Regions from separate parts of the Homo sapiens genome. Here region 1 is linked to region 2. The links are chromatin loops, found by intact Hi-C in ENCODE. Cell type or tissue: sigmoid colon. All regions are shown on one strand. Links, peaks and the distances in the headings refer to the core of each region. The heading gives the core; the rest is flanking DNA.

The links. Hi-C counts contacts between places; a loop is a spot of excess contacts. Peaks named below come from ENCODE experiments on the same cell type or tissue, not always from the same donor. Only the 100,000 strongest peaks of a DNase experiment are listed, where the experiment ranks them.
Region 1: a loop joins it to region 2, with 3 times the contacts of the local background. A loop is called at or near these places in 15 of 110 quality-filtered maps.

What each region holds. Positions count from the first base shown.
Region 1 is chr17:38,655,134-38,671,257 of GRCh38, reverse strand. No RefSeq gene overlaps it. Among named protein-coding and RNA genes, the nearest start is that of EPOP, 12 kb to the left of the region's middle. RefSeq lists enhancers at 3,408-3,702, 12,053-12,552, 13,968-14,262. In sigmoid colon, for the core only: CTCF peaks have their summits at 3,329 and 3,528 (motif pointing right); a DNase peak (open chromatin) is centred at 3,557.
Region 2 is chr17:38,341,845-38,357,968 of GRCh38, reverse strand. LOC124903991 (a long non-coding RNA gene) reads left to right here and starts at 6,973. Exons shown (of 2, transcript XR_007065738.1): 1 at 6,973-7,051; 2 at 7,244-7,510. GPR179 (G protein-coupled receptor 179) reads left to right here and starts at 14,013. Exons shown (of 11, transcript NM_001004334.4): 1 at 14,013-14,973. The coding sequence starts at 14,180. SOCS7 (suppressor of cytokine signaling 7) reads right to left here and starts at 6,125. Exons shown (of 10, transcript NM_014598.4): 1 at 4,937-6,125. The coding sequence starts at 5,916. RefSeq lists an enhancer at 16,114-16,124. In sigmoid colon, for the core only: CTCF peaks have their summits at 8,456 and 8,657 (motif pointing left); a DNase peak (open chromatin) is centred at 8,668.

The DNA.
Region 1 (16,124 bases), core at 2,230-4,729, 320 kb before region 2:
TTCCTCCTCTTCGGGGCAGGAGGAGATGCTGTTAATTTAGGTTCTTTCCTCCCTGCATCACCTGCCCCCACCCTCACTCCCCCACCCCCGCCCTGCAAGTGAAAGGGTTACAACTCAACCTGGAAGGGGGCGGGGTGGCGAGTTAAAAAACACACCTTTTGGCCAAATAAGATTTAATTCTAGTTATTTTACAGAATAGGGAACTACGTTAGTTTCCAGGGCTGCCATGACAAATCATAACAAACTTGGTGGCTTAAAAGACAGATATTTAAGCGGCCGGGTAAGGTGGCTCACGCCTGTAATCCCAGCATTTTGGGAGGCCGAGGCGGGTGGATCACAAGGTCAGGAGATCGAGACCATCCTGGCCAACATGGTGAAACCCTGTCTCTACTAAAAATACAAAAACTAGCTGGACTTGGTGGCGCATGCCTGTAATACCAGCTAGTCTGGAGGCTGAGGCAGGAGAATCGCTTGAACCCGGGAGTCGGAGGTTGCAGTGAGCCGAGATCATACCACACTGCACTCCAGCCTGGCGACAGAGTGAGACTCCATCTCAAACAACAACAACAAACCCCGATATTTCTTCTCTTCCATTTACTGGGACCAGAGGTCCAAACCTAAGGCATTGCAGGGCCGAACTCCCTCCGAAGGCTCTCGGGAAGGGCCCCCTCCGTGCCTCTTCCAGCTTCTGTGGCCCCAGGTGTTCCTTGACTTGGGGCTGCAGAGTTCCCATTCTCCCATGGTATGGCCCTCCCCTCTCCTGTCTGTCACAAGGACACTTGTCATTGGCTTTAGGGCCCACCAGACAATCCAGGATGATCTCGTCTTGACATCTTTAATTAAGTTACATTTACAAAGACCCTTTTTCCAAATGAAGTCATATTCACAGGCTCTGGGGGAGTGGGGGCTGGGGATTAGGACCTGGACACATCTTTTTGGGTTCCATCATTCAGCCCACCCCAGAAACTGAGTCCCAGAAAAGAAAGAAACTTGCCCAGACTTCTGGGGGAAGCAAACAGGTACTGAGTATTTGGGGTTGGAATAGGGAAAAGCGTGCTTCCAAGCGAGGGCCACAAGTTTCTCCGAACAGGAGCCGCCTGGGGAAAGGGGAAAGGGACCCCTGGCTTTCCCTAGGCTCTGAGCTCCCGGGAATCTGGGACTCCCTCTCCCACGCCAATACGCTGGAGCCCGAGAGGGTCTGAGGAAGTCTGCTCTCCCTCCCAGGTGTCTTCAGCCCCTGCTTCTACCCCTCCCTTCCTCCAGTCCCATGTCCTCTAGGGCTGGTGGCCACCACGTTGGTTTGTCAGGGATGTGGTGGTCATAGTCTTATTTCTGTCTGGGTCTCTAAGCTCTTACAGCATCACCTGTTTTCCTTCTGTCTCAAAGGGTCTCAGAGGGTCTCCTCTCCATGTGCCTCTGGGTCTCTACCCTCCTCTTCAGGGTCTGGCAGGACCCCCAGAGTAACCCCTCGCTCACCTTCCCCTATCCCAGCCCTGCTTACCGTCTCCTCCCTCCTCCCGGGAGCATCAGCCGCCTCCAGCTCCTCTGCCTCTCACCTCTTAGACCTCTGCAGCCTGACTTCTGTCCCTGAAACCGCTTTTGCCAAGGTCAGCCAGGAGAGCCCCCAACCTCAAATTCAACAGTTGCCTCCCTGCCACCACTCCTGGACTTCTGCATAGCCTGTGACACTGCTGGACACTCACAAGGGTCTCTGTCCCCAAAGGTCCCGCCTCTGTCTTCTTCCATCTCCTCCTTCTCTTGCCCCCCTCCCCCAGAAGCTTTAAAAAGACAAAGTCCGATGAAGTCCGGTGGCGCCTGCCCTCCACCCTATCTGCCCGCAGGATTCTGTTTTCCTCCCCTAGGTCATCAGCTTGCACCTATATGGGTAAATGACTCCCACTTGACTGTCCCTGCCTCCTCTCCCTCCAGCACCCCTCCTGAGCCTTGGTCCCGCATCTCCACAGGGACAATGGCAACTCATTTGCCCCTGTCAAAGACCAAGCTCCTGGTCCCTGCCCACAGCTCCCTGCCCACAGCAGTCCCCCTGGTCAAGTCCACATTCTGGTTACAGCTCTGCTTTTCTCCCCATTACTTCCCCTGGACTCAGCACCTTGAATTCTCAGCTGGGTCCTCCCATTTGACCCACAGCTATCTATTTCCAAGCCTCCCCCTGCTTCTCCCCTCCCAAGGATCTCACAATTCTGTCTCTAATCTCCACTCCATCATGGTGCAGTGTCCCCTACCTCTAGGCTGGACTATGACAGTAGCCACCTAACTATTAATAGTTTCTGGGTGTCTGGTTTTTCTCTGATGCCCTCAGATCAGTTTACCTTCTTACTGAGTGGGTCCCCTGATAGTATTAAATGCAGCCTCCTTGGCCTGTCATTTGGAGCCCTCTGTGATTTGGCCTTAACCCCCAGCTCCCTCAACCAACTTGGTTCCCATTACTTCGCTTTATACCAGTGAAGGTATACCTGGTCTACTAGGCTGGAATGCACTTCCTTCCCCAGCGCCCCCAGCATGCCCCTCCCTGCTTTCTTTACCTTCATTCTCCAATGCAAAATGTCATCTCTCCCATGAAGTATTTTTTGATTCCCCCAGTTAGATGTGCTTCATGCCACCTCTAGACCCTCTTCACTCTTCTGTGTCTGGTAGGAAGGGACTGTGGAGTGTGGAGGGCGAGTGCGGCTTTGGGGCCAGACACTCCCGCTCCCCTCTGTCTATGGAGAACCTGGGTCAGGGGACTCGAGGCAGAACCTTCCTGACCTAAGCTTTCATTTTATTGCCTTGGCCTTAACTGAGAGTCATTGACATGTAACAACCATTTCAAAAAAAAATCGCCCCTGCAATTGTAAAAACTTCCTGAGAAGGCTGGCAAGGTAGCTTGTGTCTGTAATCCCAGCACTTTGGGAGGCCAAGGCGGGGAGAATCACTTGAGCCCAGGAGTTTGAGCCAGCCTGGACAACATAGGGAGAACTTGATGCTACCAAAAACAAACAAACAAACAAAAACAAAAAACAAGCTGGGTGTGGTGGCGTGCACCTGTAGTCCCAACTACTCTGGAGGCTGAAGTGGGACGATTGCTCAGCCACTTCAGGGAGATCAAGGCTGCAGTGAGCTGTGATCACTCCACTGCACTCCAGCCTGGGTGACAAAACGAGACCCTGTCTCAAAAACAAAAACAAAAAACACTTCCTGAGAAGACACTGTCCAGTGTGCCAAGTCCCCCTATGCTGTGTTCACATTTTCTCTAAGATAAAAAGTTAGGGTATTGATGACAAAGTTATAATTATTTGTGATTTTTCTTGTGTCCTTCTACAGTGATCTTGTATCTCTTGCTTCATTTTTTAAGGTCCTGGATCAGTGCCTTGCACACAGCAGGCACCTAATGAATACTTGCCCAATGCATTTCACCCCACCTCCGTTCCTCCTGACCCCTCCACCCTTGTCTAAAGCATTTTTAAAAAGCCTCATTTAAATGACTGCACAGCAGCTTGGCGAGTGACCCTTGGCCAGAATGCAGTTCCAGAGCTTGTCCACTAGATGCTGCTGTCTGCTAGCACCAGAAAGAGGATGGCGAGCCAGAGAAGGGTGGCTGGGGAAGGGATTCATTCTCCCAGGCCATGGAGTGAGAGCCCTGAGGGGGATCGATGTGCAAGACGTGGTCTCTGCACACAAGGAACTTAAGCAGGTGTCAGGTGTTTTACAGGCATTATTTTGCTTTCATAGCAATAGATAAGTACTATTTGTTTAGCAGATGAGGAAATGGGACTCAGAGAGGTTAATTAACTTGCCTGAGGTCACACAGCCAGTGGAGGAGCAAAGTAGCTCTGGTCTGTCTGACTAGGTTTCCTCCTGAGTGGTTATCATAGCAAGCACTGTAATGGCATTTCCTTGGAACCAGGCCTTGTTATATTATGCTTAGTTGCTCATGTAATCCTCAGGACACAACATGAGGTAGGTACTATTATTTATTTATTTATTTATTTATTTATTTATTTATTTATTTATTTATTTTTGAGACAGAGTCTCACTCTGTTGCCCAAGCTGGAATGCCGTGGCGCAATCTTGGCTCACTGCAACCTCCACCTTCTGGGTTCAAGTGATTCTCATGCCTCAACCTCCCTAGTAGCTGGGACTACAGGCGTGGGCCACCATGCCTGGCTAATTTTTGTATTTTTTAGTAGAGACGGGGTTTCACTATGTTGGCCAGGCTGGTCTCGAACTCCTGACCTCAAATGATCTGCCCACCTTGGCCTCCCAATGTGCTGGGATTACGGGTGTGAGCCACCGCGCCCAACCGTGGTACTATTAGCTCCATTTTGCAGATGAGAAAACTGGGGTTCACAGAGGTTAAGCCCATACAGCTACGGAATTGTGTCCTTTGAGTTTGTGCTCTAAATGACCACACTGCTGCCATGTTTCACCACCCAGCAGCAACCTGTTATGGGGTGGGAGTAGCCCCCACCAATATGTAGAGGTCCCAGAGCTCTGTTCCAGAGACACAAAGACACAGAGCCTGCCCCCAAGGTCCCTAGAGTGGCATGGGGAAAGCAGGACATGCAGTCCCCTCCTTAGGGTGTGGACTCTCCACAGATGTGCTGAGCGACTCAAGCTGAGTGTTGAGTGTTTTACCCTCTCTGGGGCTCAGTGTCATCACCTAAAATCAGGGGACTCTGTAACAGAAAGTGCCTCTCAGACGCAGACTTGCCATCCATGGTGATTTTTTTTTTTTTTTTTTGAAACAGGCTCTGACTCTGTCACCCAGGCTGAGTACAGTGGTGCGATCTTGGCTCATCGCAGCCTTGATCTCCCAGGCTCAAGAGATCTTCCCATATCACCCTCTCGAGTAGCTGTGACCACAGGCACGTGCCACCATGCACAGCTAATTCTGTTTATTTTTAATTTTTTTTTTGAGACGGAGTCTTGCTCTGTTGCCCAGGCTGGAGTGCAGTGGTGCAATCTTGGCTCACTGCAACCTCTGCCTCCTGAGTTCAAGCAATTCTCCTGCCTCAGCCTCCTGAGTAGCTGGGATTACAGGTGCCTGCCACCATGCCTGGCTAATTTTTGTATTTTTAGTAGAGGCGGGGTTTAACCCTGTTGGCCAGGCTGGTCTCGAACTCCTGACCTTGTGATCCACCCGCCTCAGCCTCCCAAAGGGCTGGGATTACAGGTGTGAGCCACCGTGCCTGGCCAATTTTTTTTTTTTTTGAGATGGAATCTCGCTCTGTCACCCAGGCTGGAGTGCACAATCTTGGCTCACTGCAACCTCCACCTCCCAGGCTTAAGCGATTCTCCTGCCTCAGCCTCCTGAGAAGCTGGGACTATAGGCGTGCACCACCATGCCTGGCTAATTTTTTTTTTTTCTATTTTTTTAGTAGAGACAGGGTTTTGCCATGTTGGCCAGACTGGTCTAGAACTCCTGACCTCAAGTGATCCGCCCACCTTGGCCTCCCAAAGTGCTGGGATTACAGGCGTGAGCTCTGTTTATTTTTTGTAGAGATGGGGGTCTCATTATGCTACTCAGGCTGATCTTGAACTTCTGATCTCAAGGGATCCTCCTGACTCAGCCTCCCAAAGTGCTGAGATTACAGGCATGAGCCACTCTACCCGGCTTCCACGATGATTTATTACAAAATCATGGCACTTAAACAAACAGAGGGAAGTTACCTACTCTAAAATGCACCAGAATTTCAGCTTGATGATCATTACACATGTACATTACCTGTGTGATCGCCACCCAGACCTAGATAAGCAACACTTCCAGCCTTTGGGAGGCTGTGTGAGGCCTGCTCCCAGTTGATCTCCTGACCCGGAGATGACCACCATGCCGGCCTCTGTCACCGAAGATCCGTTCGGCTTGTTTTTGACCCTCATAAGAATGGAAGGTACGTTTTTGGGTCTGGCTTCTTTTGTTCAACATTATGCATGGGATTCATTCATGCTGTTGCATGAAGCTGTAGTTAACTCATTTTATCACCGTGTAGTATTTGATTGAATGAATATTCTGCAATGTATATGTTTTCCTGTTGATGGATGTTTGGGCTGTTTCCAGATTTTAGTTTTATGTATAAAGCTACGTGTTACAGTTTTTATTGTTGTTGTTTGTTTGTTTGAGACAGAGTCTCGCTCTGTTGCCCAGGCTGGAGTGCAGTGGAGTGATCTCAGCTCATTGCAACCTCTGCCTCCCAGGTTCAAGCAATTCTCCTGCCTCAGCCTCCCGAGTAGCTGGAATTACAGGTGTGAGCCATCACGCCTGGCTAATTTTTGTATTTTTAGTAGAGACGGGGTTCTGCCATGTTGACCAGGCTGGTCTCGAACTCCTGACCTCCAGTGATCCACCCGCTTTGGCCTCTCAAAGTGCTGGGATTACAGGCGTGAGCTTCTGTGCCCAGCCTTTGTGTCACAGTTTTAAAGGAGAAGAGAAAGGAGCTAACATTTCTCAAGCGTTAAGCGTTAACTGTCTCCAACAATGGGCTAAGGACTGGAGATGAGAAATAACTAAAACCTCATATTGCTCTCCGACAGCTCACCACCTAGCAGGGGAGAGAGGTAAGTGAGCAATCAGGACAAGACAGGCATAGAGGTGGAGACTGGTGAGGTTGAGGGAACAGTGGAGCATGTGGGAAGAGCATCAGGGCATCAGAGGGGGCTTCTCAGAGAAGGAGCTCTCTGAATTGAGTCTTCAAGGATATAGGAATCCCTGAAGTGAAGGCCGGGAGGCACTGGGGCAGAGCACACACAAAAGTGCCAAGATTTGAGTGGCTGGAGCACAGGGTACATGTGACAAGAGATGAAGTAGACCGAGGTCAGATCACAAAAGGTCTTATATGTTAGGGTAAGGAGTTGATTCTGAAGACAAGAGGGAGCCCCTGAAGGGTGACCCAATCAGACTGTGAGAGAAGAGGGCTCAGGAACAGGCAGGGTGAATACTCACATTTCATGATTCATGGGAGGCTGGTGTGGAGTCCCTGGGGGTAGAGGCAGGGGGGCAGGGGTGGAGGCTGTGAGAACCCATTCGGGGGCGGGGTCGGCGGGGAGAAGGAGAGGACAGTCTCGGTGAGGGGGTCCTTACAAGGTAGACTCACCAGCTTTGGTGACAGATTGAATGTGGGGTGAGGCAGAGGAGGAGTGTGGCTTGAGTCCCAGATTTGGCCCTGTTGCCTGCGTGGGTTTGTGGCTGAGAGAGGCCTGAGCTGGAGGTAGGGAGGCTTTAGGGCATCAGACAGGATTGGACGGGAATGGCCAAGGCATGCATGTGGGGTGAGAAAAGGGCCAAGAACAGAGCCCTGGGGCACATTTACAAAGGGGAGCCAAGTGCCGTGGCAGCTCACGCCTGTAATCCCAGCACTTTGGGAGGGCAAGGAGTACGGATCACTTGAGCCCAGGAGTTTGAGACCAGCCTGGTCAACATAGTCAGATTTTGTCTCTACTAAAAATTAAAAAAAAAAAAAAAATTAGCTGGGCATGGTGGTTCGTGCCTGTAGTCCCAGCTTTGTGGGAGGTTGAGGTGGATCACTTGAGCCCAGGAGGTCGAGGAAGCAGTGAGCCATGATCATGCCACTGCACTCCAGCCTGTGGTGGGCAAAAGAGGGAGGCTTTGTCTCAAAAAAAAAAAACAACAAAAAAAGGCGGGGGCTGGGGAGGAATGGCCAGGGAGAGAGTGGGGAGAGAGAGGGTGGAGAGGAGGGAGAGAGGGGGAGGCTCTGGGGGCTCTGGTGACCACTGCTCATTGTCCACCCAAATCTGAGCTCCCTGTGCCAACTGGGTAGGCACATTTCCCAGCCCCTTTGCGGTCAGGTATGACTATGTGATTTAATTCCCACCACTGGGCTGCGAAGGGGAAGGGGTGTGTGCCTCTCCCAGCCTGGGCTTTAAGACCCTGGGCCTGCCCGCCCCACACTCCCTTGCCCTTCCTGCTGGCTGGAACCCGGCATGGCAGTCACTCAGCTTCGGTCCTGAGTCACTGGCAGGGCCCTAGGGGGCAGCACAGCAGCACATGGAAGGAGCCTGGTCCCCGAATGGCTGTGAGAGCTCCCGGCTGACCTGGAGTGTTCACCTGCAACACAGGAAAGAAGCAAATTTTACATTCTTCAAGCCATCATCTTTTTTTGGATCTCTTTGTTCTAGGAGTTTAGCCTAACCAGTACAACTTAGACTAAGCTAAACAGTTTAGCATAGCCCAAATAATACAGAGAATTAACCTAATGAAAAAATAATTAGCCAAATTAATACAATGGAAAATTAAAACATAATAAAATAAAATATTGGCCTAACGAACACAACTTACCCTAACTCATCCAATAATCAAAGGAGGAGAGTATCAAGAAAGGAGGAAAACAGGGTGGAATGTCACACAAAGATGGGATAGAGCCGGGCATGGTGGATCATGCCTGTAATCCCAGCACTTTGGGAGGCCAAGGCGGGTGGAGCACTTGAGGTCAGGAGTTTGAGACCAGCCTGGGCAACATGGTGAAACCCCGTCTCTACTAAAAATACAAAAATTAGCTGGTGTGGTGGCGCAAGCCATAGTCCCAGCTACTTAAGAGGCCAAGGTGGGAGGATCACTTGAGCCTGGGGAGGTGGAGGTTGAAGTGAGCAGTGATTGCACCACTGCACTCCAGCCTGGGTGGCAGAGTGAGATCCTGTCTTAAAAAAAAAAACAAGATCAGATACAGGATGAGGAAGGTCCACTGGCCTTGGCAAGCAGGATGGCACCAGTGACTCTAGTGAGATCTTCCTGGGGAGTAGGGATGAAACGGGAGGGAAAGAAGCAGATCCAGCCCATGCATCTCTTTTGAGGAACTTGGATGAGGAAGGGCAGAGATGAGGAAGGCTCTAGAACGAACCCAGGATCCAGCACGATTACAGTGCGTTAGGAGAGAGGGAGGGGTTGGGGACACCGGAAAGAAGAGAGGAAGGCCTCTGTGGAGGGCAGGTGCTGGGCTCCAGAGCTCAGGTGGACAGGGATGGACAAGCGTGTTCCCAAACGGGCTCAGACTCCTGCTCCTATGCACATGCACACACACACGCACGTGCACGCACACATGAACACACATGCACACACACCTGACACAAGAGCCTGGAGACAGGCTGGGCACGGTGGCTCACACCTGTAATCCCAGCACTTTGGGAGGCCGAGGCGAGTGGATCACTTGAGGTCAGGAGTTTGAGACCAGCCTGGCCAACATGGTGAAACCCCATCTCTACTAAAAATAAAAAAAAATTAGCTGGGCACGGTGGCAGGTGCCTGTAGTCCCAGCTACTTGGGAGGCTGAGGCAGGAGAATCGCTTGAACCCAGGAGACAGAGGTTGCAGTGAGCTGAGATTGTGCCATTGCCCTCTAGCCTAGATACAGGGCGAGACTCCGTCTCAAAAAACAAAAAACAAAAATAAGAAGAAGAGGGGCTGAGTGTAGTGGCTCACACCTATAATCCCAGCATTCTGGGAGGCCAAGGAGGGAGGATTGCTTGAGGCCAGGAGTTTGAGACCAGCCTGGGCAATATAGTGAGTCCCCCTATCTACAAAAAATAAGCAATTAGCCGGGTGTGGTGACGCATACCTGTAGTCTCAGATGCTTGGGAGTCTGAGGTGAGAGGATTGCTTGAGCCTGGGAGGTCAGGGCTTCAGTGAGCTGTGATTGCCCCACCACACTCCACCCAGAGAGACAGAGCGAAACCCTGTCTCCAAAAATAAAAGTAAATAAATAAATATATTAAAAAATTAGCCAGGCACAGTGGCATGTGCCTATTGTCCCAGCTACTCAGGAGGCTGAGACAAGAGGATCACTTTAGCCCAGGAGTTTGAGGCCGTAGTGAGCTATGATCGCACCACTGCACCGCAGCCTGGGTGACAGAGTGAGAACTTATCTCAAAAAAAAAGAAAAACAAACAAACAAAAAAACACTTTGGGAGGCCGAAGCGGGTGGATCATGAGGTCAGGAGTTCAAGACCAGTCTGGCCAACGTAGTGAAACCCCATCTCTACTAAAAATACAAAAATTAGCCAGGGGTGGTGGTGGGCACCTGTAATCCCAGCTACTTGGGAGGCTGAGGGAGAATCACTTGAATCCGGGAGGCAGAGGTTACAATGAGCCAAGATCGCGCCACTGCACTCCAGCCTGGGCGGCAGAGAGACTCCATCTCAAAAAAAAAAAAAAAAGGCCGGGTGCAGTGGCTCAAGCCTGTAATTCCATCACTTTGAGAGGCCGAGGTGGGTGGATCACCTGAGGTCAGGAGTTTGAGAACAGCCTGGCCAACATGGCAAAACCCCGCCTCTATTAAAAATACAAAAAGTAGCCAGGCGTGGTGATGCACTCCTATAGTCCCAGCTACTCGGAAGGCTGAGGCAGGAGAATCGCTTAACCCAGGAGGCGGAGGTTGCAGTGAGCTGAGATCACTCCACTGCAATCCAGCCTGGGCGACAGTCTCAAAACAAACAAAAAAACCAGAAGGGAAGTAGGGAAGTGAAGTGTCCTCCACCCTTGGTCCCTCCCACAGAGAGACTTGTCCTGGGGAAATAAGCACTGCAGTTCCAAAAGACAGGAGCTTATGGAGAGAAGAGGGGAGACTGGGGATCCATTCCCAGGGTTGCGGTGATCCTTGATCCCATGGCCCTGGTAGTGTGGCAGCAGGACTGCCTTTGCTGTTTTTGTGCCCCAGAGAGTGGGGACCTGGGAGCAGGAGCTGGATAGAGAGTAGGGAACCCCTGTGGGGAATCACGCCTATGGCTTATGAGGTCCATGTGTGTCTGTGTGGCCCTGTGAACAGGGAGCTCTGTCTGTGTGTCTGCTGGAGGGGGTCCTTGGGTTTGTTCGTGAGTCAGGAAGGAGTCTCTGGATATGCATGTGTGTGCACCGGCCTCGAGTGTGCGATCTCCTGCATTCGTCTATCCCACGTGCATGCGTGTGCATCTCTTGGCTCTGCACAGCTCTGTGTCTAGGAGTGTGTAACATGTGTCCCCCCTGCCTTGAAACAGAAACTAGGTCAGCCTGGAGATGTGTGGGCAGGAGTGGAGTTAGGGTTGGATTCTTCAGCAGTACCAGGCTGGATGGGGAGCGTCATCCAGCTCCCCATTCAAATTGGCCAGGTGCAGTGGCTCACTCCTGTAATTCTAGCACTTTGGGAGGCAGAGGTGGGAGGATTGCTTGAGGCCAGGAGTTCGAGACCAGCCTGGGAAACATAGGGAGACTCTGTAAACAATTTTTTTTTTTTTTTGAGATGGAGTCTCGCTCTGTCACCCAGGCTGGAGTGCAGTGGCGGGATCTCGGCTCACTGCAAGCTCCGCCTCCCGGGTTCACGCCATTCTCCTGCCTCAGCCTCCCCAGCAGCTGGGACTACAGGCGCCCGCCACCACACCCGGCTAATTTTTTGTATTTTTAGTAGAGACAGGGTTTCATCGTGTTAGCCAGGATGGTCTCGATTTCCTGACCTTGTGATCTGCCCGCCTCGGCCTCCCAAAGTGCTGGGATTACAGGCGTAAGCCACCGCGCCTGGCCCAAAAAATTTTTAAAAATTGGCTAGGTGTGGTGGCTTGTGCTTGTAGTCCCAGCTCAGCTACTCAGGAGGCTGAACGGGGAGGATTGCTTGAGCCCAAGAGATCAAGGCTGCAGTGAGCTATGATTGTGCTGATGCACTTTGGTCTGGGTGAGACAGCAAGACCTTGTCTCAAAAAATAAATTCATAGTAATGCCCCTCCCTCCATCCCTTCCTCCTCTACATTAACCTTGGCATAAAGAGAAGCTGCAGGTAGCCTCTGAGGGGCTTCTCCCCTTGGTAGGGACAAGGACTGAGAGGCATCTGACCAGAAGCGGGAGGGAGGGCTGGGTTTAGTTAAGACGAAGGTGTGGGCACCTATTTCTAGATCTTGCCAGGGATGTGGGAAGGGGCAGCCTGCATTGTTTTCTGCATTCCTCTGGGCAAGGACACAATAGGGCCAGGGCACTCTGCCTAGGGACCTGGCTGCATCAAAAGGACCTCCAGTGCCAGGAGGGAGAACCCTTCCTCCTCTGGACCCTGAGTGCTCCATTCAGGGAGACATCGGTTTGTCTGTTCCCCCAGCGCTGAATGCTCCTTGATCTGAGGTCCGTAAGTCCCAGACCCATAACCCACCGCATCGCCTGTGTATAATGGGAGCGGGGAGTGTAAATGCCAGGATCCACATGGGCAGTGGGCCAGCCCCCGTGCCAAGCCTCTTTGGGGGAGGAAGTGCTCTCCCCACCCCAGCCTCGCGCCCACCCTGCCTCCAGCTTCCCACTTCCTCCTCCATCTGAGCCTTGCAGCAGCAGCACCTCCTCTCTGGGGCCCAGCCAAGTAGCACTCAGCCCACGGCAGGCAGGCTCACAGCAGCCACAGAGCAGCCTTGCTCCCCGGCACCTGCTCCTCTCCTCTCCCAGCCTCCTCCGGACCCTCCCTTCCTGTCTTCTGCAACCTGGAGTTTGCACGGAGAGCCCCCTGTCATGTCTGGGGCTCTGTGTTGGGTGCCTGGTTGGTCCAGTTGGTCCAAGTCCTGATGAGCTCTATGTCACCCTGAGCAAATGTGGCCATCACCTCTGTTAGTCCTTTCTGAGTTCCAAGTCAGTCCAGACCCCTGTGGCCACTGTGGGTTCCATGTCACTCTGGACCAAAACGGGCACCACTTCAGTCTAATCCCTGTGGGCTCTGTGATTTCCTGAAGCAACATGGGCGCCCTATCATTCAGTCCCACCCCACCAGGCTCCATGTCACTCCAGGCCCTGTGAGCCCTGTCTCAGTGTGGGCTGCTACAGGCTCCCTGACACCCTGGGCTGGGTTCTGTGTTGGTTTGGGCCAAGTTAGGTGTCCTATAGTTCTAATTCCATGACAGGCTGGACACTGTGGACAGACACCATCTTGATCAGCACCGTGGACCTCCCCTTAGGCCAGACGCCTTTGGGCTCAGCCTCTGATCCCACTCTGGACTCTTGTGGGTCCTGTGTTCGCCTGAGCCAAAGGGAGCTCCGTGTTGCTCTAGCTCCTTGTAGTCCCTCGCCACTTTATGGGGGCCGGGAGGCCAGCAGCACTGGCATCACCTGAGTCTTGCTAGTAATGCAGACTCTTAGGCCCCACTCCAGGCCTCCCTAATCGGAATTGCATTTACCAACAAGATCCTAGACGATCCTGGCACATGTACAAGTTTAAGAAGCGCCATCATCAAATGCATGCTGACCTGAATCAAGGCAGGAACCTTGCTGACCTAATTCCACGTGAGCTCCATGACACCTGGGCCAGTGTGGTGACAAGAGACACCCCCCCCCCGCCCCGTGCCCCATGTGAGTGGAGGTGTTCTCCCTCTAGACACCCCTACTCCTGCCACACAGGTCTATGCCTCTCCTCTGTCTCCCCTTCTTTTCTTCCACTCGGAGGCCTTGCCTCTAACCAACTTCCTTCTCCAAAACCAATGCCCATTCCCCTGCCCAGCGTGTCTGGCACCCCCTGCACAGAATCCAAGCACAAAGGGCTTTTGTCATCCCTCACTCTGAGCCTGGCTCTGGGGCTCCTCTTGACCCTCCCTCCCGGCCAGCCTCCTGCCGCCACCTCAGGCCACCCCAGCTGGAGGCTGCTGCGGTACTTTTCCATCCCTGCTGTTCTCTGCCTTACACACACATTGCACAGATAGATCCAAAGTCTATATCTATATATACCTCTCACCCCCCCACCCCCGGACGTCGTGCGTCTCGTTTGCCAGGCTGTGGTCGTGCAGTCTGTCGCTCGTTAAGGCTCTGTCTCAGATTTGCATGTTTAATATTTTATCCAGGAAGTGCTTCTGGCTGGGGCTCCGGGAGGTGGTGTGAAGCCGACAGAATGTCAGGCCCCGGAATGGTTGCTCACGGGTGGTGGCGGTGGGATGAGCGTCTGCGGGACTGGGGATGGTGACGCCAGTTCCTGGCTGCTTGTCTGGGCTTCAGCATTGGGGTGGGGTGGCAGGAGGTGGGCTTGGGGAGAACATGTTGGAGATCAGCTCCCCCAGCTGCACGGACAGCTTCCCTTCTTTGGGCCACATGGCTATCAGAAGGAGGGGCCCCGAATTTGAACTTACTTTTTAGGTTCAGCAGCTCCACTAGGTCTTAGTCACTTCCGTGTCCGGGGATTTTCCAGGAGGAAGAAGCCCTTTGACTCCATGGGGAAATGGCGGTAACTCATCCTCTTCCTGGTTCACCCTGTACCCGGGACAAACCATGTAGGAGAACAGAGTGGGAAACAGAAAATGGGCTGCCACGGTGTGACCTTGGGGAGCCATTGAGCTCTTCTTTTTCTTTTTTTTTTTTTTTGAGACAGAGTCTTGCTTTGTCGCCCCGGCTGGAGTGCAGTGGCGCCATCTCAGCTCACTGCAACCTCCACTTCCCGGGTTCAAGCAATTCTCTGCCTCAGCCTCCTGAGTAGCTGGGATTACAGGCACTCACCACCATGCCCAGCTAATTTTTGTATTTTCAGTACAGATGGGGTTTCACCATCTTGGCCAGAGTGGTCTCAAACTCCTGACATCAGGTGATCCGCCCGCCTCGGCCTCACCTCCCAAAGTGCTGGGATTACACCGTGTCTAGCCAAGGCCAAGGTCTTTTTTTTTTTTTTTTTTTTTTTTGAGACGGAGTCTCGCTCTGTCACCCAGGCTGGAGCGATCTCAGCTCACTGCAAGCTCCGCCTCCCGGGTTCACGCCATTCTCCTGCCTCAGCCTCCCAAGTAGCTGGGACTACAGGCACCTGCCACCGTGCCCAGCTAATTTTTTTTTATTTTTAGTAGAGATGGGGTTTCACCATGTTGGCCAGGCTGGTCTCGATCTCCTGACCTCTTGATCCGCCCACCTCGGCCTCCCAAAGTGCTGGGATTACAGGCATGAGCCTTTTTTTTTTTTTTCTGAGATGGAGTCTCTCTCTGTTGCCCAGACTGGAGTGCAGTGGTGTTATCTCAGCTCACTGCAGCCTCCACTTCCTGAGTTCAAGTGATTCTCCTGCCTCAGCCTCCCAAGTAGCTGGGATTACAGGCACGTACCACCACGCCTGGCTAATTTTTGTAGAGATGGGGTTTCATTATGTCGGCCAGGCTGGTCTTGAACTCCTGACCTCAGGTGATCCTCCCACCTCAGCCTCCCAAAATACTAGGATTACAGGCATGAGCCACTGCGCCCAGTGTATTGAGCTCTTTGGGTTCCTGTGGGTGACAGGAGAGGACCACAAGCATCTTTACCCTCGCTGCCCCCCAGCATGTTAGAGACCTGAGTCAGTGGCAGGCACTACAGAGCACTGAAGAAATCCCTTCTGTTCCCAGATATTTGTAAATAACTCAGCGGGCAGGAGGGGGAAAGGAGGGAGAAAGATGAGGCTCTGGCCCAAGGGCAGATGGAATTATCTGAAGATGGAGAAAGGGAGGCGGGGAGCAGACAGACACAGGCCTTTCATTCTGACCCTTGCCAGGCATGAAGTGCCTGATTGTGCTTGTGTCCAGAGGGCTCAGTGGGGCCTGGAGGTCAGAGGGAGAAGGGATTGCCTGCTCCATCCCCCAGGTCCCTCGGGAACAAGCTCTCCACACAATTCTGCTGCCGTCTGGTGGGGGTCAGACAGAAAGGGATTCTTTTTTTTTTTTTTTTTTTTGAGATGGAGTCTCGCTCTGTCACCAAGGCTGGAGTACAGTGGCGCAGTCTTGGCTCAATGCAACCTCTGCCTCCCGGGTTCAAGCAATTCTTGTGCCTCAGCCTCCCGAGTAGCTGGGATTACAGGCGTGCCACCACGCTGGCTAATTTTTGTGTGTGTGGGTATATATATATATATATAGTTTTTTTTTTTTTGTAGAGATGGGGATTTACCATGTTGTTCAGGCTGGTTTTGAACTCCTGACCTCAAATGATCCACCTGCCTGGGCCTCCCAAAGTGCTGGGATTATAGGTGTGAGCCACCACGCTCACCCAGAAAGGGCTTCTTAGCAACAGAGGGGGCATGGCCCCAGGTCCCACTCTCCCCACCCCTTGCTGAGTTTCAGGGCCTGGAGGTTTATCTGTGCAGAATTTCTGGAGTCAGCCCTGGTTGGGGCAGGAGCAGACGAAGGGGGTGTGAGTGGGAGGATGTATGTGATTATCTCTCAGCCTGCAAAGGGGACCTCCTCCTACCTCAGACA
Region 2 (16,124 bases), core at 7,461-9,960:
AACAGATTTATGGGATAAAGGAGTTAAAAGCATTAGACTAGACAGAACAACAACACATAGATGTAACCATTGGCTGGTTTTCAAATTCCTTGAAACCTAAAATAAAAACAATGAAAGAATAATAACCTATCTTGCCCATAAATCTCCTGTACTGATGCCCTAAGATTTACACATGTCCTTTTCTAAAGTAACTTCCAAACTAGGATGTCCAAATACCAGATTTTATGGCTCCAATGTACCTCTGCCCCTGCTAAAGCACACGGTGCCAAGTCAGCCAGCCTGTGCCATTTCCAACACGTCATAAGCCAGTGTCTGTTCATGTGCTACAGGCACAAAAACCATGTGTTCATTTTTAGTTCCAATACACAGACATCTGTGCAGCAAGGTCAGATCCAAAACTCCATCATAAACCAACTAAAGAACCTATAGAGGGAACTTCCAGGGAAAAGCCAAGAGGCATGGTCCAAGGTCTAAAACCTTAGAAATGATGTTGGCAGAGAGAATGTTAAGGAGTGAGAAGCACTGCACAGGACTCAAATGGACAGAGATTTTTTTTTAAGCCCAGGAGTTCGTTCTAAAGGAGAGCTGCCAACCACAACCACTTCATGGAAAAAATAGTTAAAAAGATCAACAGTGTGTGGACCCAAAACCCAAACATAAAATCAGAACTTCCTCGCCACACCATAAAATCATTTTGCTCTCAGCATGTCATGCTATTACTCAAAAAGATCCCTTTAGACCTGAAGACCCAAGGATACAGTGAAAAAAGTTTCTCACGTCTGCCAGGCCTGTCCACGACAGCAGGGCCCCAAATGGATGCCAAAGCAGCCTGCCTCTCTTTCCAGAATTCTATATTTTGTTTTTTTCCCCCCCAAATAAATAGATAGGAAACCACTACAGAACCGTCCTCCATTTCTCCACCTCACTACCATGAAGACAGCCAGTAATAGCCTCATCTGTTAACTTGGTAAAAAACAAATCTTGAAAAGTGAACAAGGTACCTATTTCCAACCAAGTGTGTATTACGTGATGATTCAAAATGGTCAGATCAAATTAGATCTCTCACCAAATCCAAAGGAAGGCAATCAACTCAACATATGAGAAACAGACATGGGAACTCCACTGGTTTTCCTGAAATAGCAATGCTAGATTACACTGAGGACCACAGGCATCAAGCCCAGCTCTTTGAATTCCAACATATGTGTGTTATAAGCCCTAGCCCAGTTCCCCAGAACAGAAACCTGATTAGTTGCTGGGCCCATTTCTTTCTTTCTTTCTTTCTTTCTTTTTAAAGAGATGGAGTCAGCTGGGCGTGGTGGCTCACGCCTGTAATCCCAGCACTTTGGGAGACTGCGGTGGGCGGACTGCCTGAGCTCAGGAGTTCGAGACCAGCCTGGGCAACACAGTGAAACGCCGTCTCTACTAAAATACAAAAAATTAGCCAGGCGTGGTGGCGTGTACCTGTAGTCCCAGCTATTCGGGAGAATGGCTTGAACCTGGGAGGCGGAGGTTGTAGTGAGCCAAGATCGGGCCACTGCACTCCAGCATGGGCAACAGAGTGAGACTCCATCCCCCCGGCCCCAAAAAAAAGATGGAGTCTGGCTCTGTTGCCCAGGCTGGAATGCAGTGGCACATCATAGCTTACTGTGCCCTTGAACTTCCTGGGCACAAGTAATCCTCCTGCCTCTGCCTTCCAAGTATTGGGACTACAGGTGCACACTACCACACCCAACTGGTGGGCCCATTTCTTACCTCACTTAAAAACAGTTATCTAAGTTGGCCAGACTTGGTGGCTTATGACTGTAATCCCAGCACTTTGGGAGGCCAAGGCAGGCAGATCACCTGAGGTCAGGAGTTCGGGACCAACCTGGCAAACATGGCAAAACCCCAGCTCTACTAAAAATAAAAAATAAAAAAATGAGCCGGGTGTGGTGGTGGGCCCCTGTAATCCCAGCTACTGGGGAGGCTGAAGCAGAAGAATCGCTTGAACCCGGGAAGCAGAGGTTGCAGTAAGCCAAGATCGCACCACTGCACTCCAGCCTGGGCGACAGAGCAAGACTCCACCTCAAAACAAAAAACAAAACAAAAAGACTTCTCTAAGCTAACTCATACCACACTGAAGACAATATATCCAGGTAGGTCCACTTACCAGACTCAAAAGCAACTAAAAGGAAGTTTTGCTTAGTGCTAAAATGTGGGAATTGTTAAACCTTCTAAAATGATTGTAGGAAGGCAGATGTTGGGAATAGCAAAGGGAATTATGCCCAGAGGTTACTGCAAAAGCCCCAAATTATACAGCAAAGACTATAGAAGCCCATAATTAACTCCAATCAACAATGAGGACAAAGGCATATACCCTTTGGCAAAAGACTGAAATTTCTCACCATTTCCAGGTCCTACCAATCAAAACAAGAGAACAAGCTAAAAATCCAAACTCATCCTCCCACTATTGCGGACTTAGGAGGTGCAGATCCACAGAAATCACAACTACCCTGGCCAGACTCACCAAGTTTCTCACAGCTGCGAGGCTGCCAGCAAGACTGGCACATAGTAAGCTGTCGAAAAGCTCACAAGCAGCACCAAATCCTAAGCATTAAAAAATTTACCAGCTCAGTCCTATTACTTATCTTCTAAAAAGCACAAAATATTCCATCTAGATTTCTCTTCTCAACAATCTACTCTTATAAGGACAGGAACAAGACAGTCAACGCTCACCCATTTTACAGATGGGGGAAAAAGGGAAGCATGAAGGTGACAAATTTGGTCATCTCCTAGCTGATGTTGGAGTTTACACGGAATCTAGACTTTCACATTCTCTATACAGCATGCTGCCTCCAAACAGCAGTCAACCAAACGTTTATACACAAATAACTAGCTCTTCTCCAATTCATCAAAAAAAGCCCTTGGACCAAAAAATGTAATTCTCCAGTGCCCTGAACTAAGCTTCTTTGCAAAGCTACAGCCCAATTTGCTCTGCAGCAGAAATCTGTATTGTGCTTAGTGTGAGGGTTGGTGACAGAGCAGCCAATGACCATTAAATTCTGCTTCCAAAGGCAAAAAACCGTATAATGTCATATGCCTTTTCCTCTTCCTAATCTATTAGACGTAGCAGCTAATTTCACGCCACACCTCGTATTTGGCGTCTCTGGAATCTCAGACGAACTCCTGGTCAATATGGAACAAAGGCAAGACAAACCACAAGAAAATTAGCAATCTATCCTATGTCATTACCCATAGCTTTAATCCCGCCCTCCCCTGCATCTGATGAAAATTTCATCTGTGCTGGTAAGTGGAGCATCGAATACAGAGCCTACCACAAAAAAAGCTGTTTCAGCAGCCACCCACTTTTCAAGATCTGAACTCCCAGCATGAATTCACTGGGAGGCAAAGCAGAAACACTGGCCTACCTAAAGGGACAACACACTGATTTCTTTAGAAAGTTTGGATTTGGCCTCATCCCCAAGATAAGCCCATGGCACAGCTGTTCAGAAAGGGCAAGAAAGCCAAATCCACCCAACATTTTCTTGTTGGAGTACCCAAGTTCCCTTGAAAACAGAAGTCTATGGATGAGTGGTTCCCAGTTCAGGATCAACTGGGGAGCTTTTAAAAAGTTCAAACTCTTAGGCTTTTCAAAAAGCTCCCCAAGTGATCTTAGTTCACAGTAAGGTTATCAATTTATACCTGTTCTTTAGCTTTGGTTTATGGCTGCCAGTATGTCTCAAGAATCCATCACGTAAACCACAACAAAACCCATTCCAATCTTTCTGAGAACCCAAAGAAGTACAAACCACAATGGCAGTTACTACAAGGTAACTAATTTCACTGACACCAAAGTTGACAGCTTTGTAAACCAACGCTACAGATGTAACACTGGATGCCGAAGATCAGTCCACCCCTCAGAAATGCAGGAAAAAAACTCAACGTCTATGTTTGGAATTTTCATCAATCGGCCTAGAACTCATGTACCTGTCTCTACCTTGTCTATATCTTACTGGTACTTAGAATTCTCAAAAGGCTTTGAGAGAGCGCAAAGCTATTTTCTCGAGACAGGCTCTCACTCTGTCACGCAAGCTGGAGTGCAGTGGCACGATCACTATTCACTGCAACCTCCGCCTCCTGGGCTCAAGTGATCCTCCTGCCTCAGCCTCCCGAGTAGCTGGGACCACTCCCGCCTAATTTTTTGTATTTTTTTCGTAGAGATGGGGGCTAATTTTTTGTTTGTTTGTTTTGTAGAGATGGGGTTTCGCATGTTGCCCAGGCTGGTCTCAAACTCCTGAGCTCAGGTGATCCGCCCTCCTCGGCCTCCCAAAGTGCTGGGATTACAGGTGTGAGCCACTGTGCCCGGTCTGCTATTTTCTATTCTCAGAGACAGTGGTCAGCACCCAAGTTTGATATGCCAAGTTCATCTAAGGGAACAACCAGGAAAACAGTAAAACTTTGAATAGAGGTGTCCAATTGATTGCTGGCCTACAATTGCATTTGAAGATTCTCCTGTCATTTGCATGCATGAGTGTGAAGGGAGGTGCGGTGCTGGTACACAGAATAAGCAAGGCGGTCAAGGTGCAACACCAGCTTTTTGCCCCAAAGGCCAAACACTTCCAGCAATCTCCCTTCCAGGGACAATGGCACACAGCCGCCTTGGAAAAACTTAAAAAGCCATGCCAGGATGGGGATGGGAGGATGGTCTGAAACCATCTTCCAACAAGACAGATGCAAACCAGCTGAGAAGTGTCACGGAGTGTGCACTCTTTAAGAGTGAAAGCTGTTTCCACAATTAGCGCTGACCTTATGCGAGATGTTACCACCTTTGGTCCCAAGTCTCTGCCTCCTCCTGAAGACCCTATCTTAAGAACTGTCAGGATCGCGATAGCAATAGATAAAAAGGGAAACCAAACAAGAAAAGGAAGTTTGTCGGCCAGCCCCCGGCCGGTCTCACCTCCCCGCGTCCAGCTCCCGGCCCGCAGAGCCTCCCATGTCTGTCAGGCTCGCAGCTGAAGCAGCCAGCTCTCCAGAAGGCCTCTTGCCGGTCCCATCCCCACCGCCGGAGCCACCGTTGCAGCTCTTGGTGCGAAAGAGGCGACTGAGGCGGATTTTGAAGGAGCCCTTCCGAGAAGGACCCGCGAGTGGCCGGAGGGGCCCGGGAGGAGGCGGGGGCGGGGGAGGTTGCTGCTGCTGCTGCTGCTGCTGCTCCCCTCTACTCAGGCGCCCCAGAGGGACCAAGTCCTGCAGCGGGAAGGGCACCGGAGGTAATTCAGGGCCTGGGGGCTGCAGCAGAAGCCGGCCGCCCCCTCCTCCTCCGCGACCCGGGCTGCTGAGCTCCTCTTCCGAGCAGCTGTTAGTCTCCAGGCTCTCGGCCTCCGATTCCAAGCCCTCCAGGACCAGCAGCGCGTCGCTCGTTTCCGTGGGGTCCTCCCCGGCCTGCGGGGCGGCAGCAGGCGGCTGGGGCTGCGGAGGGGGCGGCTGAGGAGGACACGGACACGGGCAGCAACCCCCACCGACTGTCTTGACCCCCGGCCCCGCCGGCTGCCCGAGCCCCAGAGCCGCCAACTGCGCCTCTAGTCCAGCCGCCGGGCCCCAGGTCCGCTCGAGCGCCAAGCCCGGCGGCAGGGCCTTGGGGTCCAGGGCACAGCGGTGCCGGGGACACAGCAGTTCCGAGGGTCCCGGCTCCGGGGCCGCCTCCACGTCCTCCTCCTCCGGCGGCCGACCCACGTTGCGGAACACCATCAGCTGCGGCGGCCGGGAGCCCCGCGGGCCGGGCCGCGCGAGGAAGGGTGGCGGCGGGGGGCCATGGCCCGGGGGCGGTGGCGGAGGGCCTGGCTCGGGGGCCGCCTCTCCATAGCCAAGGAGGCGGCTCAGGACGCGGTACGAAGCGGCCGCCGCCGCCGCCTCGCCATCCCGGAGCTCGGCCTCCTGCATCGGGGAGAGGGAGGGAGGGCGGGCGGCTGGGAGCCGGGCTGGGGTGGGGACTAGGCCGGGCCCCGCCGGAGCCCCGCCCGCCGCGGCCCCCGGAGCGACAGCGCTAACGGCCGCCGCGGCCTCTGCCTCATAGAGGGGGGCGGGGGGCGCGCGGAGCCCAGCGCGAGCCCAGGCCGCGCTCCGCCACCGCCGAGCACCGCCCCCAAGCCGACGTCACTTCCGGAAGGGCTTAGCCACGCCACTTTCCCCAGGGCGTGCTCGCGCTGGCCTCCACGGCGAGTGACGCCGCGCGCGCCCCCGGCCCCTATTGGCGGTGAGCTGTCTGTTGGCTGGCGTTGGTCTCTTTTCCCGGTCCTTGCTTTTCACTTCCTGGGCGCCCAGGCCCAGGCCATCCCATTCGGTAGAGTGGAGAGGCCTTGGAAACCATGGTCTGGTCCTGGGAGCGCGCCGCTGGCCTTGGGAGCACATATGGTTCTGCCATCTACGCCGCTTGCGATGTGTGACCTTGGCTGAGTCATTTCATCATTAATCTGTATCTCCGTCCGCCTGGCACCCAGTGAATGTTTGTGGAATCAGTACATGAATCGTGTTCTAGACCCAGTGCTGTACTGATAAATGTGTAACAACCAGCTCTCTGGGGGGAGAACGGGAATGTATGCACATATATAGGTACAAAAATTTGTCGTTAAGTTTTACTGACATAAAGGATGTGTAGTTCACAATTTACAATTAATAGTAAATTGGCAAATTCCATATAACTCTTTCTCACAGAATGCTTTCATTGATTTTTGCCAAACTCTTATATGGGTAGCCAAACTGTGATTGCAGTTGACCTAGGAGTGTAATTGTAAAGGTGAATGTTGGTTGATAAAACTGAAAAAGACAAAACTTAATTGGATTGTCAATGATGGGAGCAACTTCTTTGCTGAGTCAGAAAACGGTTTCAAATACTGGAAGAATATTTACTCAATTTTTGTGCTATTCATAATGTAACGGCTACAGACAACACATTAAGTTTTTGCTGTTGTTGAGATGGAATCTTTCTCTATTGCCCAGGCTGGAGTGCAATGGCGCTATCTTGGCTCACTGCAACCTCTGCCTCCCGGGTTCAAGCAATTCTCCTGCCTCGCTCCAGGTAATTTTTTGTATTCTTAGTAGAGACAGGGTTTCACCATGTTGGCCAGGCCAGTTTTGAACTCCTGACCTCAGGTGATCCACCCGCCTTGGCCTCCCAAAATGCTGGGATTACAGGCGTGAGCCACCGCGCCCACGCCCGGCCTTCTTATCTTTACACAGGGATAAGGATTGCAATTTTGCTTGCTTGCAGGCATGTTGTGAGGATCAAATAAGATCAAGCTTTTTGTGTGGAGGAGGTGAGACTGGAGGCAGGGAGCCCATTGAAATAGTCCCAGTGGGAGATATTGAGAGATGCAAGGGAAAAGGAGGAAGGATCAGCTGCAGAACTCAGTGACTTCTAATACCTGAGGGTGCATTGAGGGGAAGAGGGTGGAGGGTTGAGTCCTGCAACCAGAGGGACCTTTTCAGAATGGAAATGTGTTCATAGCCTGTGATTAAAATTGTTCATGGCTTCCCATTGTTCTTAGGCTAATGTGTGATCTTGTGATCTGACCCCTGTGTGATCTAACCCCTGCCTCTCTAGCCACATCCCCTGCTAAGCTCCACCTTGTTCTCTGTTCCCTGCATTCCCATCAACCTTGCGGCAGGCTCCCATACATGTGGGCAAGAAAAGCTATTCCCTTTTCTTGCAAGACTTTTCTCTTTTTGCTTAGTAAACTCCTACTCATCCTTCAGATTGAACTCACTCCTCACTACCTTAGGGAAATCTCCCTGCCTGGGCCCTTCCTCCTCCCCAGGCTCTGAGATCATTCCTTTGTTGCACTTACTTGCGCAGGTGTAATTTGCAATCTGTCTGTGGGGTCAGTTGATTAAAAGCTGTCCTCCCTACAAAACTGTAAATTCTATGAGGGCAGAAGCCATGTTTGCTTTTTGCCCCTTGGGGACTCTCCAGTGCCAAGGACAGTGCCTGGAATTGTTGTTCAACCTTAAGCCCTGTAAGAGTCTCCTGAGACAAATTCTGCACAACAGAATTAATTATCTTTCCTCACACATAAAGAGACAAAGTAAACCTCAGTGAGTTATTTAGCTAAAGTCACTCAATTCAAAAGGATGCAGTGAAAATCAAAACCAGCTCTGACTCCAGATAGTTCATTCTCTTCCCCTGGCTGCCTCTCAGGTGTCACTCAGGTTTCTGAAGAAAAGAAGAGCGATTGAGAGGGGCATGTTTACCCACGTCTGTAATTCCAGCGCTTGGGGAGGCCAAGGCAGGTCTTGGATCACTTGAGGCCAGGAGTTTAAGGCCAGCCAGGGCAACATAGCAACACTCTGGCTCTACAACAAATGTTAAAATTAGCCAGGCATGGTGGTGTGCCCAGATGTGGTCTCAGCTACTCAGGAGGCTGAGGCAGGAGGATTGCTTGAGCCCAGGAGGTGGAGACTGCAGTGAGCTGTGATCACACCACTGCACTCTAGCCTGGGTGACAGAGCAAGACCGTGTCTCTATATAGATAAATGAATAAAAGAAGAGAAATTGCTATAGAATCACACAACACCTGAGGCCTAAGAAGACTACCCAAGATCCCCAGCTTTCTCTCTGAGAAACTCTCTGGCCTCAGAGCCCATTACAAGCTGATTACAGGCAAGGTCCCTGGCTCTTCATCGCCCTCTGCTGTCCAGCTGCTTTCCTGGCCGTGGGAGAAGAGGACTGTGTGGGTTATCTGGAGTATCTCTACTTGCACGGAGTGCACAGAGGTACAGAGGAACACACGCGAGCTCTTTCTAAGGCAGGGCAAGCCATGGGGTAGACTTTTCCCATTTCCATAATTGTCCATTTCCGTAGCCCAGATCCTGGAAAAAACATTGAAAGTTAAATTCCAAGCAAAGAGGGTGTATCTTTGCATTTGTAGGACTTGAATTTGTGTTGGGGGTTGTTTGTTTGTTTTGAGACAGCATTTCATTCTTTTGTGTTTTTGTTTGTTTGTTTTGTTTTGTTTTTTTAGACGGAATTTTGCTCTTGTTGCCCAGGCTGGAGTGCAATGGCGCTATCTTGGCTCACTGCAACCTCTGCCTGCCAGGTTCAAGCGATTCTCCTGCCTCAGCCTCCCAAGTAGCTGGGATTACAGGCATGCGCCACCACGCCTAGCTAATTTTGTATTTTTAGTAGAGACAGAGTTTCTCCATGTTGGTCAGGCTCATCTCGATCTCCCAACCTCATTGATCTGCCTGCCTCAGCCTCCCGAAGTGCTGGGATTACAGGCGTGAGCCACGGCGCCCGGCCTCAGAGTTTCATTCTTGTTTCCCAGGCTGGAGTGCATAGGTATGATCTCGGCTCACTGCAACCTCTGCCTCCTGCGTTCAAGCAATTCTCCTGCCTCAGCCTCCTGAGTAGCTGAGATTACCGGCGCATGCCACCAGGCCCAGCTAATTTTTTTGTTTTTAGTAGAGACAGGGTTCCGCCATGTTGGCCAGGCTGGTCTCAAACTCCTGACCTCAATTGATCCACCTGCCTCAGCTTCCCAAAGTGTTGGGATTACAGGTGTGAGCCACTGCGCCCTGCCAAATTTATGTTTATTGAGCTGATTTTATGTTTAAATATACCTCTTTCACTGAGCACTATAAAAGTGGTCCTCAGCCGAGCGTGGTGGCTCAAGCCTATAATCCCAGCACTTTGGGAGGCCAAGGTAGGCGGATCACTTTAGCCTGGGAGTTTGTGACCAGGTTGGGCAACAAAGAGACCCAATGTTGTGAGGATGTCGTGAGACCTCGTCTCTACAAAAAATAAAAAAAAAATAGTTGGGCGTGGTGGCGTGCACCTGTAATCCCAGCTACTCAGGAGGCTGAGGCAGGAGAATCACTTGAGCCCAGGGGTCAGAAGTGGAGTGAGCTGTGTTCATGCCACTGCACCCCTGCCTGGGTGACAGAGTGAGAGACCCTGTCTCAAAAAAGTAAAACAGAAAATAAGGTGGGCACAGTGGCTCACGCCTATAATCACAACACTTTGGGAGGTTGAAGTGGGCGGATCACTTGAGCCCAGGAGTTTGAGACCAGCCAGGGCAGTAAGGCAAAACCCCATCTCTATTCCCACCGCCAAAAAAAAAATATATATATATATATATATATTTACCTGGGCATGATGGCACGCACCTGTAGTCTCAGCTACTTGGGAGGCTGAGGTGGGAGGATCCATTAAGCAAGCCCTGGCGGTGGAGGCTGCAGTGAGCCGTGATTGTGCCACTGCACTTTAGTCTGGGTGATAGACACTCCAGCTTGGGTGACTGAGTGAAACCCTGTCTCAAAAAAAAAAAAAAAGGTCCCTACAGAGATAGAGTCCTAGTTTTAAAAACTTTTATGAAGGATGACTTAAAGAATTTAAGGTCTGGCACAGTGGCTCACACCTGTAATCCTCGCACTTTGGGAGACCAAGGTAGAAGGATCACTTGAGCCCAGGAGTTTGAGACCACCCTCGACAACATAGTGAGACCTCATCTCCACAATTTTTTTTTTGGGCGGGGGGACGTTGTCTCTCTCTGTTGCCCAGACTGGAGTGCAGTGGTGCGATCTCGGCTCACTGCAACCTCTGCCTCCTGGGTTCAAGTAGTTCTCTGCCTCAGCCTCCCGAGTAGCTGGGATTACAAGTGCCCAACACCATGCCTGGCTAATTCTTCTGTATTTTTTAGTAGAGGCCGGGTTTCACCATCTTGGCCAGGCTGATTTTTTTTTTTTTTTTTTTTGAGTCAGAGTCTCGCTGTGTCGCCCAGGCTGGAGTGCGGTGGCGCGATGTCGGCTCACTGCAAGCTCTGCCTCCCGGGTTCACGCCATTCTCCTGCCTCAGCCTCCTGAGTCGCTGGGACTACAGGCGCCTGCCACCATACCCGGCTAATTTTTTTGTATTTTTAGTAGAGATGAGATTTCACCGTGTTAGCCAGGATGGTCCCCATCTCCTGACCTCGTGATCCACCCACCTCGGCCTCCCAAAGTGCTGGGATTACAGGCGTGAGCCACTGCCCCTGGCCAGCCAGGCTGATCTTGAACTCCTGACCTCGTGATCCACCCACCTCGGCCTCCCAAAGTGCTGGGATTACAGGCGTGAGCCACCGTGCTCGGCCTTTTTTTTTTTTTTTTTTTTAATTAGCCAGGTGTGGTGGCACATGCCTGTAGTCCCAGCTACTCAGGAGGCTGAGGTGGGAGGCTCACTTGAGCCTGGGAGGCCGAGGCTGTAGGAAGCCATGATCTCACCACTGCACTCCAGGCTGGTGATAGAGCGAGACCCTGCCTCAAAACAAAAAAATGATAAAGAATCTAAAGAAGTTCTGAGATTCATTTGGTCATTCAACGGTGGGCTAGGTTTGGGGATGCAGTGATAAATGAGACAGACACAATCCCTGTCCCTCTGGACTTTGTGGTTGGTCTAGTTAGTCTTAATCATGCCACTTTCTGAATATATGAGCAAACGCAAATAATTAAACATCTCCGAACCCGTGTTTCATTTGTTAAAATGGGTCAGTAATAATCCCCCCTTGACATGGCTATTGTGGGGAATTAAATGAAAACTTACGTGTAAAGGTACTTAATAAATTCTACAGTGCTATACAAATGTTAGTTAATACATTTTTTCCCAAGAAGCTTTTCATGGTAATAACTTAATACATTTTTTCCCAAGAAGCTTTTCATGATAAGTTACTATTGTCTTCACCCAGTGTGTTTTGTTGACCCTCAACTAACAGTAACCAGTAATAAATACCAAGAAATTGAATAAGTCACTCAGAAAGGCCAAGGAAAGAGCTATGGATGTGCAATACAGGTTTCTGCTCCCAGCAATACCACTAACTGGCTGGGTGACCTTGTGAATGTCACTTTCCTTTCAGTGTTTTAGTTTCCTAATTTGTTAAAAAAAAAAAAAAAAAAAAAAGTCTGGGCTATGGGCCCTGCTAGTTTTGCCATCATAGAGATTCTCCTGGGGGCTTGTCCTCTAGCCCCGCTATCCCCACAGCCTGGGCACTCCCACTTAGGTTGCATAGCACAATTGTTCTTTGCAAGGCCGGGCACGGTGGCTCACGCCTGTAATCCCCGCACTTTGAGAGGTCAAGGCAGGCAGATCACCTGAGGTCAGGGTTTCAAGATCAGCCTAGCCAACATGGTGAAACACCATCTCTACCAAAAATACAAAAATTAGCCAGGCGTGGTGGCACACGCCTGTACTCCCAGCTACTTGGGAGGCTGAGGCAGGAGAATCACTTGAACCCGGGAGGCAGAGGTTTCAGTGAGCCGAGATTGTGCCACTGCACTCCAGCCTGGGCAACAGAACAAGACTCTGTCTAAAAAAAAAGAATTATTGTTTGCAGAGGTCAACTGGAAAGCAAGGGACATGTTTGGCAACCACCACCCATCCCTACCTACATACACTCAATGATCTTGGACATCAAAGGTTCCAGACATTGGGGGTTTGGAGGGGGTTTGAAGGGAAGAAGCCAAGAGACAGCCTGCGCCTGCGGGGCCAGATTGCCTGGTGAAGCAGGAAGCCCATCATCAAGGGAAAAGTGATGGGTGGGCAGGCAGGAGCTTTGTTCTGTGGCTTCCCCAAGAATCCATGCCCTTCCGGATCCAAGGAGGCCGGCTCAGACAGCACTGACTCAGGGCCCCCCAGTTACTGTGCCTAGCAGCAGGAAGGAGGTGAGGGGTAAGAAAAATGGGGAAAAGCGAGAGAGAGTAGCCACAGTTTTCATGAAGAAAAGGAGAAGGGGCCAGGTGCAGTGGCTCACACCTGTAATCCCAGCACTTTGGGAGGCTGAGGCAGGTAGACTACTTGTCAGGAGTTCGAGACCAGCCTGGCCAACATGGTGAAACCCCCGTCTCTACTAAAAAATTTAAAAAAAAAAATAAAATAAAATTTGCCGAGCATGGTGGCACATGCCTGTAGTCCCAGCTACTCAGGAAGCTGAAGCAGGAGAATCGCTTAAACCCAGGAGGCAGAGGTTGCAGTGAGCCGAGATCACGCTGGTGCAACTCCAGCTGGGTGGACAAAGAATCTATCTCAAAAAAAAAAAAAAAAAGAAGAAGGTAGAACTTAGGATGACAAAATGAAGGTGTAAGAAATGGAGGCAAAACTGTGTTCACTGTCTTCTCCTTGCCCACCTCTCTCCCGCCACCATTGCCACTGTGCTTGTCGACTTTGGTTCAGAAGGAGGCCTGGGTTGTAGGGACGGACACCTGGGTGGAGGCTGCGGCTCTGTCATAAACAACACTGTGGTTCTAGGGAAGTCCCTTGACGCCTCTGCTAGGAGGCTTTGTTATAGTCCCTGAGGCTGAGTAACGGTGATGGTGGTGGTTTGGATGGGCAATGTAGGGGAGTCAGAGCTCTGGATGTAAGTCTCTGAGTGAGCTGCTTTGTGACCTTGGGTGAGTCTCAGTGTCTGCATCTGTGAAATGGGGATAAGAACATTCACCATACATGGCTGTGGGGAAGACTCATTCAGATAAGGCACATGAAAAGCACCTTATAAGCTGCCTCAGTCTGTACAAAGACCAATTACGGTACTATTAGGCTGTCTTTCCTGCCCTCAACATCCCCATTCTCAAATCCCAGCTCAGCAGCACAGGGTCAGGGGGGTGCAGGCAGCCAGCGCAGACTGCCAGGAGATGCAGCTTGGCCCCTTAGTGTGCCTGTTGCAATTGCTGCCAGGAGCCTGAGTGGAGCAGAGGGGTGGAGAGAGGGGCACAAGCTCATCTGCGGTTGCTATGGTGCCCCATCCTGGATTTGCCCATCTCTCCTAATGGAGCAAAGGGCAGGCAGAGGGAGGGAGGGAGAAAGAGCACAACTGGTGCCTTCGTCTCCCCTTCCCTCCCATCTCTCTCCCTCGGGAGCAGATGTGGATGGGGGATGGAGGGAGCCTGAATACTGGATAGGAGGGGAGGAAAGAGTGGGGTGCTGGGATTAAGAGGTTTGAGATAGGGGGCCGCACTGAGACAGTAGGGGGCAGGGCCCTCATACCTACATCCAGAAGCCAGCTGGTGACGTTAGAGAGAAGAAAAAAGCAGGCGAGCTGGCACCAGCGTGAGAGGGAGACGGAGAGAGGAAGAAGGAACGCCAGCATAGGAGGCGTGGAGGCCGACAGCCCCCAGACTGCAGCCAGCCTCTGCCTGGGCTCTCCTGAGCCTGGACCCCAGGGTCCTGAGAGCTGCCCCAAGGATGGGCACCAGGGGAGCGGTCATGCCCCCTCCTATGTGGGGGCTGCTGGGCTGCTGTTTTGTCTGTGCCTGGGCTCTGGGGGGTCCACGGCCCATCCGCTCTCTGCCCCCTCTGTCTTCCCAAGTCAAGCCAGGATCTGTACCCATGCAGGTGCCCCTAGAGGGGGCCGAGGCCGCCCTCGCTTATCTCTACTCTGGAGATGCCCAGCAGCTATCACAGGTGAATTGCAGTGAGCGCTATGAAGCGCGTGGGGCAGGAGCCATGCCAGGGCTCCCCCCAAGCCTACAGGGGGCAGCGGGCACCCTTGCCCAGGCCGCCAATTTTCTCAACATGCTGCTGCAAGCCAACGACATCCGTGAGTCCAGTGTGGAGGAGGATGTGGAATGGTACCAGGCACTGGTCCGCAGCGTGGCCGAGGGGGACCCAAGAGTGTACAGGGCTTTGCTGACCTTTAACCCTCCACCAGGGGCCAGCCACCTACAGCTGGCCCTGCAGGCCACCCGGACTGGGGAGGAAACCATCCTGCAGGACTTGTCTGGGAACTGGGTGCAGGAGGAGAACCCTCCTGGGGACCTGGACACCCCTGCCCTGAAGAAGCGAGTGTTGACCAATGACCTAGGGAGCCTCGGCAGCCCCAAGTGGCCGCAGGCAGATGGATATGTGGGGGACACGCAGCAGGTGAGGCTGTCTCCTCCTTTCCTGGAATGCCAGGAGGGACGGCTCCGACCTGGATGGCTGATCACACTCTCTGCCACCTTCTATGGACTCAAGCCAGACCTCAGCCCAGAAGTCAGGTAAGTGGGTTTGTGCAGGATTTGATGCATGTGTGGGGATGTAGGGGAAGGAAGTACAGGTCCCCTCAGCTGTGCCTGGGCCATTTGGCACGAACATGTGCATGCCTGGGGGGCACACAGATGTGGGTATTTGTACTCAGCTGTGTGTACTTACAGTCGGCTCTGGGAATCTGCAACTATCTGTTAACACATACAGGTGTGAGTGTACATGTGTATAAATCAATCCATATTTATCTGGGTTTATGTGCTTGAGCACATGCAGGAATGTCTGTGAGCCTGTGCATATACAAATAGGTATACATATGTAGCATACATCTATATGCAGGTATACACATGTGTGTAGAGATATGTCAGTATAGCTGGGTGCAGTGGCTCACGCCTGTAATCCCAACACTTTGGGAGGCTGAGGCGGGTGGATCACCTGAGGTCAGGAGTTCAAGACCAGACTGACCAACATGGAGAAACCCCATCTCTACTAAAAATACAAAATTAGCTGGGTGTGGTAGCGAGTACCTGTAAACCCAGCTACTCAGGAGGCTGAGGCAGGAGAATCACTTGAACCTGAACCCCAGAGGCAGACGTTGCGGTGACCCGAGATCACGCCATTGCACTCCAGCCTGGGCAACAAGAGCAAAACTCTGTCTCAAAAAAAAAAAAAAAAGATGTGTCAGTATAGACAGGCAGAGGTCTTGGCCCCCAGGCCTGAGAAGGGAGTGCAAGAGGCAGGAGAGGTCTTGGTGTGGATGACAGTGACAATCTATGCACCAGGCTTGTTAGTGGAGAGCTGGGTGGGCACTCCAGGCGTTCAACCTACTGCTCTCTAGCAACTGAGAGCTGTAAAATGAGGCTTCCCCGGAGAAGGAAAACTTTTTTTTTTTCAAGACAGAGTCTCGCTCTGTCGCCCAGGCTATAGTGCAGTGGTGCAACCTCGGCTCACGGCAGCTGCAGCCTCCCAGGTACAGATGATTCTCCTGCCTCAGCCTCCTGAGTAGCTGGGATTACAGGTGCGCATCATCATACCTGGCTACTTTTTGTATTTTAGTAGAGATGGGGTTTCACTATGTTGGCCAGGCTGGTCTCGAACTCCTGACCTCAAGTGATCTGCCCGCCTCGGCCTCCCAAATTGCTGGGATTACAGGTGTGAGCCACCA